Regions from separate parts of the Mus musculus genome. Here all the other regions are linked to region 1. The links are chromatin loops, found by intact Hi-C in ENCODE. Cell type or tissue: heart. All regions are shown on one strand.

The links. Peaks named below come from ENCODE experiments on the same cell type or tissue, not always from the same donor. Only the 100,000 strongest peaks of a DNase experiment are listed, where the experiment ranks them.
Region 2: it touches region 1 in a loop (3-fold over the local background); 3 of 42 quality-filtered maps call a loop at or near these places.
Region 3: a loop joins it to region 1, with 6 times the contacts of the local background. A loop is called at or near these places in 2 of 42 quality-filtered maps.

The regions. Positions count from the first base shown.
Region 1 is chr6:5,297,294-5,299,793 of GRCm38, forward strand. Pon2 (paraoxonase 2) reads right to left here and starts at 1,047. Exons shown (of 9, transcript NM_183308.3): 1 at 919-1,047. The coding sequence starts at 992. In heart, a CTCF peak has its summit at 1,172; DNase peaks (open chromatin) are centred at 138, 478 and 1,078; H3K4me3 peaks cover 1,445 bases; H3K27ac peaks cover 1,447 bases.
Region 2 is chr6:5,495,114-5,497,613 of GRCm38, forward strand. Pdk4 (pyruvate dehydrogenase kinase, isoenzyme 4) reads right to left here and starts at 1,165. Exons shown (of 11, transcript NM_013743.2): 1 at 920-1,165. The coding sequence starts at 1,049. In heart, no CTCF peak of the experiment used is centred here; a DNase peak (open chromatin) is centred at 1,438; H3K4me3 peaks cover 1,916 bases; H3K27ac peaks cover 1,775 bases.
Region 3 is chr6:4,002,744-4,005,243 of GRCm38, forward strand. It overlaps Gng11 (guanine nucleotide binding protein (G protein), gamma 11), which reads left to right and starts at 1,244. Exons shown (of 2, transcript NM_025331.2): 1 at 1,244-1,668. The coding sequence starts at 1,573. In heart, no CTCF peak of the experiment used is centred here; a DNase peak (open chromatin) is centred at 1,378; H3K4me3 peaks cover 1,542 bases; H3K27ac peaks cover 1,938 bases.

The sequences.
Region 1 (2,500 bases):
ACATGGTGCTACTTGGACGTCAAGACTCCGGGAGATCCCAATATCCAGGCCCCGTTGCTGTGCCCTTCGGGCTTATTTGTACAATGCAAGACTCATAGCAGTTTGCTGCTAAACAACCAATGAGTGCCGGCGCTTCCCTTTTGCCTATTAGAGAGAGGCCCAGTGTGAAGCACACCCTTCAGACTTGCCCGCCTTCCTCATCTGAGTCTACGTTGCCTCCCAGAACGCCTACAGAAGACTGTCTTTTCTCTTTAACCCTATAAGGAGCTGAGTACTACTGTTCCGGAACACTTTTGCAAGAAGTTTATAAAGTTTGAATTGGTAACTTGAAAGTATGATGTCTACCCAGAACAAACAATCGCTCGCTCTGCTTCTGGGACTCTGGTCAATAAATAAGGAAATGATGTAAGAACAGTAGCTGTCTCTCTCAAGCGTCTTTGATCTCCAGCGCCAAGACGGAAACCCTGAAGTTTCACCAACTATTAATGCTGGGGAGGGATGGGTTCCGGCTGAGCAGAACAGCACCAGTGACCTAAAATGAAGCTGTATAATTAGAGCGTCCACGCATGAGTAATGGTTTTGTTTTCAAATTAAAGCACTGGGTTTGCCCTTGGGGAATTTGCAAAGCTCTCTCTTGTCAGCCTAGGCAGAGGAACCTCGGCACCAGCAAGCGCTGGAAAACTTTTTCCCAAAGTGTCTAGGTCTTGGTGGAAGTGGACTGGGTCGGTTAAACGGAGCACCGGTAGCTATCCGAAGTTCTTCCTTCCATCCGGTCCCCCCCCCCCCCCGAACTAAACAAGCTCTCTCTCCAGTTACCTCCCCCCCTCTCACCCCCTCCCACCCGCCGCGCGAGCGCCCCAATCAGCTCGGCGGTCCCAGCCTAGGGACTCCCGACCCGGGACCCTCGGCAGCACCTACCTGAGCGCTAGGAACCGCTCGCCCAGCAGCGCCAGCCCGATGCCCAGCAAACTCAGAGCCACCATCCGGCCCATGGTGCGGGACCGGCCCGCCGTCTGGCTCGGGCCTGACCGAGCAGCTCCGGACGCTGGGCCAGCTCCCCGCCCCGAGCGCGGAGCCGCGCCCGATCCCCGCCCCGAGCGCCGGCTCTGCAGCCCAGGCTCCGCCCGGCGCCTCGTCCTCGGAGCACATCCGCACATGCCCGCGTGGGAACCCAACTGAACTTGATTCCTTTCACAAACACCCCGCCAAGCCTCCGATCCTCGCGCAGCTGCACCTGCTCAGCTCCCTGAAAACTTTAGGGTGGCCTCTGCGGAGTTCCCTTAATTTAGTTAAGTTTGGGCTTGCTTTTTGCTGTTTTGGCCTGGTGTTTGAGGATACTTTCCCCCTCTGTTGTGTATAATTTTGGCTTTGAGAAGCTAGGAAACAAACTCAGGACTTTGTTCATATTAGGCTAGTACTGAGCCATATCTACAGTCATACACTAGTTTTGTTATTACACATACGTGTGTATAACATTTCTATATTTAAATATAAAATATATTTAGATAGTAATTATTAAACAACACAGAAAGTATATTATATATATATATGAAATCTATTAAAATTGTACTTTTAAATGTTCTTATTGTTTTGAACATAAGGTCTCATGTGGTCCAGGCTGGTAGGGAACTTCTGATCTGTCTACCTCCATATGCCAAGTTCTTGGGCCACTCAAGGCCCTGCCTAGAGTAATATGTTTTGCCTTAGTTCTTTATTTCATATGCATGGTTGTTTTGCTTGCATGTAAGTATATGCACCACATTCATGCCTGGTATCCACATAGGTCAGAAAAGGGTGCCCACTACACCAGGAAATACAGCCAGTGTTCTTAGTGCTGAGACATCTCTCTCGTTCAGACATTTTAAATATTCCTTTCCTTTTTTTTCTTCTTTTAGATGGGAAAAAAGTGGTTCTGGACAGGTCTTATATAAGAAGTTAGAGTTGGAATTACATCCTTTTATATTAAGATTTATAGCCAGGTGTGGTGACGCACACCTTTAATCCCTGCACTTGGGAGGCAGAGGCGGGTGGATTTCTGAGTTTGAGGCCAGCTTGGTCTACAGAGTGAGTTCCAGAACAGCCAGGGCTACACAAAGAAACCCTGTCTCGAAAAAAAAAAAACCAAAAAAAAAAAAAAAGATTTTAGACTAAAACACCACAAACTCGGGACTCACTGGAGTACTAATCAATTTTCTCTTCTTTCTCCCTTTTCATTTTAATACTTATTGATATACACTTATAAAAATATAAAGAGGGAGGGCACTCGTTGAGATTGCGACAGCTACTGGGTATAACTTGAAATCAGTTCCTAATTGTTCCCAGTGCTTAATTCCCACCTGCAATGTTTGCAGAAGCTACACAGTCAGTTCCCGGGGACCATCCTTTTCTGACAGTGTTTTGTTATTGCAGCTCGAGGTGACCTCAGATTTGAGGCTCTCTTGCCTTGCCCTCGTGAGGATTACCAGCAGATGCTGGCACATCAGGCCAGGTTTCTGTTTTG
Region 2 (2,500 bases), 200 kb after region 1:
TAACTACAGTTAGCTTAGTGCTTATAGACACTTTAAAGCTAGATCTTTAGTGCCTTTTTCTTTCTGTCCAATTTCACCCCCTTTTCACTTTTTAAGAGTGACCAATATAGGTGAAATACTGTTTATTTTCTTTATGAAAAGAAAAAAATAAGCCCACGGTGGAGAAATCAGACCACTCTCCAGTTATTTCTATGCGTGAGTCCAGGGCCTGTACCACAAACTCAATAACACACCCTTAATGAGTATGAACCTGAAAGGGTCTGGGTAGAAGGAGACAGAGGCCTTTCCAGACTAGCAACAAACAATACCACATTGACATCTTGAAATGTTCCATATGCCACCGCGGAAGAAAAGGAGTAACTGTCTTTTTTTTTTTTTTTTTGTAGTAGTAGTAGTAATGTAAATACTTGTAAAACAATAAAGGAGAAATAGTAAAGATGCCTGCTAGGCATGCCAAGAGATCAGCGGGGTGTGTGTGGAGGCGGGGAGTATGAGTTTAAATCTGTATCTATCAATCTAAGGTAAGTTTGTGTTATTAGGAAATTGGGAAGAAAGGAGTTAGTTTAGCTTCTAGTCCATTATTAAAATGGTGGCTGAAAGGATATATATATATATATATATATATATATATATATATATATATATATATATATATACACACTCAAATGATCTAGACAGTGAGAAGAGAAAAGTAGATTCGAAGTTGAGCATCAGTATGGTTACAAGTGACTTAGCCTTTCTGGTACAAACTGTCAGAAAGTAACCAAACTAGGAAAACAGGTGCACAGCCTTTTGAGAATCCCGAGTTCTTCGGTCAAAGAGACCTCAGTCGTCCTAGCCCTGAACTCAGCCCTTCCCATCCTGGGGCCTCCCCAGCCTCAGCGCCACCCTCCTGGGCCCTGCGTCGCCCGCCTCTCACCAAAGTCCAGCAGCTGCTTCATGGACAGCGGGGACGGGCTGTAGCGGGAGAACAGCTCGACCTCCCTGGGGACCAGGCTGGCGCTGCTCAGCGAGCTGGCGCTGCGCATCACGAAGCGGGCTGCCTTCATCCTGACGCCCACCTAGGCTGGCGGTGGTTAGGATCCGTAGGGTTGGCGAGGGCTGCGGGTCAGGAGCGCGGTCGAGAGGGAGCAAGTGCGTTGTGGTCCCAGGGTCCCGGGTGCTCGAGCCTGGGTGAAGGGTTGACACTTGGGTCTTCCCACCACCCGATGTCTTGCCTTTTATCTACCTCCACGCCCTCTCCACAACTCCAGCCAGGAGGAGGCTCTGGGACTCTGAACTTGGGGCCACACCAATCAGCTCAGAGAAAGAACTTTGGGCTCCTCCCTTTGGCCGCGGTCACTAGAAAGGCCTGGCACAGTGATCCCGACACGGTTTCCATGGCCTGCAAGGGGCAAAGGGTGAGAGGGAGGAGGGTTGGGGTGGGATAGGGGGAGCAGCCACAGCAGGCATCCGGGATGACGTGGGCCCCCTTGGGATAGATCCCAGGTCGCTAGGACTTCAGGCCCGCCCAGACTTGTCCTTGTTTACAACTCCAGAGCCATCTCAATGTCACGCATTCCTAGCCAGAAACTGTTTCCAAGAATCTCACCGCGGAGCGTGCATTGGTGTTCGCTCAGAGCGGGACTTTTACAGTAGCCAATCATCTGCTTACTAAAGTATGGGCTTCTTTGCCATTGGACCTCGAAAGCAAGGACCACCCTACAGTTTTATCCACTTTCTTCTTAGCGAACAGCTCAAGTTTAGAAACTGCCTAAATAGGCTTATTATTAATGTGGTGGAAAATCCCAGTTCACTTCTCTCCTGTAACACTTTCTACCTGTTAATTAAATGCAAACTAAAGAGCGATTTGCTGAGGGTTTGGCTGGCCCTGTAGTCCCCCTTCCCTGTCATTCCCCTCTTTCTCTAAGGCCTTCTAGTTTGCTCTTGACCGCCCTCCACTCCCCAGTCTGCTCCAAAAGCTCTTTCTTCATTGCGGCTGCCCTCCTTCCAAAAAGCAGCCTTTGTCACTAGCAGGCACCAGTAGCATATTTTAGTTATTTGGGCTCTTTCATTTCCCAGAGGCTCAGTGCATCCTACCCTACTTTGTTACTGCCCAATATTGACCTCCCTAATGACTGCTGTTGAAACATGCTAGCGGGTCATAACACTCTCATCCTAACCTCTCTCGTCCTCCCGTTCACTCTAAATGGACTGTAGAATGAAGCCAGTGTTTAGGGACGCTGTAACGACTTGGTTGCAAATGCAATGTAATGGGAACTACTAATAGTAATAAACTGCAAGGGCAGTTTGTTATCCAAGGCACCCTTAGCCTTCGACCCTTGCATATGAGGAGACTGGGGTGTTATGAAAGTCATAGATGACGGTGGGTGCACTCTTTGCATTTTCCCCCATGAGAGCTCACCCAGTCACAGGACTGATGTCTGATTTCTGCCTCTAGTTCAAACTCTGCCCCAGATTCCAGTGCTCTGCTGTTTAGTGGACTTGTGCAGGCACAGGT
Region 3 (2,500 bases), 1.3 Mb before region 1:
AGCAGCTCACTCTCTTCCTTCACTTCATAATTTTAAAATGGGAAAACAAAACATAAGTGAATTTTAGCTATGATGGCTCAGGAAGAGTTGGAAGGACTACCAAACAGCACTCATTAAATAGCCCATTGTTCTTTTCATCTTAATATATTCAGTGAGGACAGTCAGCAGAGCCTGGTGAGAAACTGCACAAACAAAGCTTGTGCTTACTAAACAATGATGGGTATCTAAGGTCAGGTACCCTGAAATATTCAGTTAATGGCTCCACTCTTCATCCACATTTAACTATGAGTTGGGAGGTTGTCTCTGGGAAGAACAGGGAGTCGAGTACTGCAAGGGCAGGTTTCCTACGTAAACGTTATATTTTACTTGTCCTTGAGCAGTATGACCAACGGAGCCAGTAAAGGTTGGCATTGCCTGCTTAAGTATGTCCCGGTAGACTCTCCTGGCTATCCAAGGCTGCTCTCTGTGAACCATGTTCTCATAATGTAGGGATTCTTCTGCTTCTAAGTGATTTTGCTGCTTACATCCAGGAAAGGAAGTCTGCCAGGAATTCAAAACGTTAAAAAGCAAGAAAACTGCCCCTTCGTGTAGAGGAGTATTCCCAAAACTTGCGGGGATGGAAGAAACTCTGGAGGGGATTTTGAGCCTCTGTTAGGCTTCTCTGGGTGTCCTCTATTCTCCCAGAGTTACGTCTTCCTTCCCCAAAAGTGAAAGCTCTATTATTGAGAAGCCAGATGGTCATTTAATGACAGGAAACACCCCGCATCTCAAACCACTTCTGTCCTCCAAACATATTTTTGTGAAAGGCCTTTTGAGCTTTTAGGAAACCACGTGGAATGTGTCAACACAATTCTGCTGTATACTTCTGAGACCTAGCTAGGTTCCATATTGCTCTTCTTTTCCTCCCCAATATCCACTTTCCCCACTACGTGTATGGAAAAGTTATATGCTGTGTATTTTTAAAACTTGGAGAGGTGAAGGATCTAAGGATCCTTAGTTATTTCCTGCTGAGTAGTGTTCCTTTCCTGGCTTTAAACAAAACCCGGATGTTAAGTTGGACACACACACACACACACACACACACACACACACAGAGAGAGAGAGAGAGAGAGAGAGAGAGAGAGAGAGAGAGAGAGAGAGAGAGAGAGAGAGAGAGAGAGAACAAAAGTAAAACTTCTGTCTCCAGCCCAGCAGCTCCCCCGGGCGTGGCAAGAGTCCTGTGGCAGTCCAGCCCAGAGCTGCGACCTGGTCCTGTTCCTGCAGGGTCTGCAGCCTGCCCAGAGCAGCCAGGAGGATGTCCCATATTTAGGCAGACTGCCTGGCTACAGGGCTGCTGCGGCCTGGAGAAGCCGCCCTGAAGTTGGTTGGAGTCTGGGAAAGGCCATCGGGAGCAGGCTTGGGCAGGAAGCCGAGCCCCCGGGGAGCTGGGAGCTGCGGTTCCCGAGCCAGTCACGTCCTGCGCGCGGGGGGCGGTAGCCTGGGCCCGCGGGTATTTGGGGAAGCGTCCCAGTTCTAGGCGCTTCCAGTGGCTCCCTTGCACAAGTGACTTCTGGGCCCAGTTCTGGGGCAAAGATGCCTGCCCTTCACATCGAGGATCTGCCGGAAAAGGAAAAACTGAAGATGGAGGTTGAGCAACTTCGCAAAGAAGTCAAGTTGCAGAGACAACAGGTAAGGTGGCTGGCTATTTCAGAATTCACTCTCAGAAATGCGCCAAGGTCAGGATTACTGGATTAAACGATGAGGGGTAGGGGTGGGTGTCTTTTTCTGGGAGCTTCTCTTTAAGGGGGCTCCACCTTCTAGATGATGTGGGGGAATCGCAAAAGGTGAGAAGAGCCAGGAACTAATAAGGAATCTAAAGCCAAATGTTATCAAGACAGAGTCCCAAACAGGGGAGACAACCAATCCCTTAAAGGGCAGCTGGCTTCCATTCTGGAAAGGACGGTGTATGATAGAATGTTTCTAAAACCACATTGAAAATCTCCCAACAATTTTAGCTTTAATTTTGCAAAGATCCTGACTCCATTGGGACTTGAGAGCACTGCCTGAGTTTCTGTTATTTGCAAATTGTATGCAATTTCCATTTTGTCTTGGAAGTGTGTTAAATGATTAATAGACTTTACTGTATTGACTTATAGACACATAATTACATTTATACTGTATGGGATATGGCTGCAAAGTAAAATAAATAAATAAATAAATAAATAAATAAATAAATAAATAAATGCAGGGTGTGGTGGTGCATGCCTGTAATTTTCAATCACTTAGGAGGTGGAGGCAGGAGGGTTAGGAGTTCCAGGCCACCCTGGCCAGTCAATGAAAAAATACCCAGGAGTGTTCACTGAAACTCCATGGAAAACTTGGAATTTTTACTTCAATTCTTTGTTGATAGTAAGCGCCTTGATTACATTAATCTTCTTTTCCCACTCTGTCAAGCAACCAGTCGTTTAGAAAAAAAAAAAACTTTTGGATAGCTTGTTCAATTTGAAGAAAAGTAATTTTT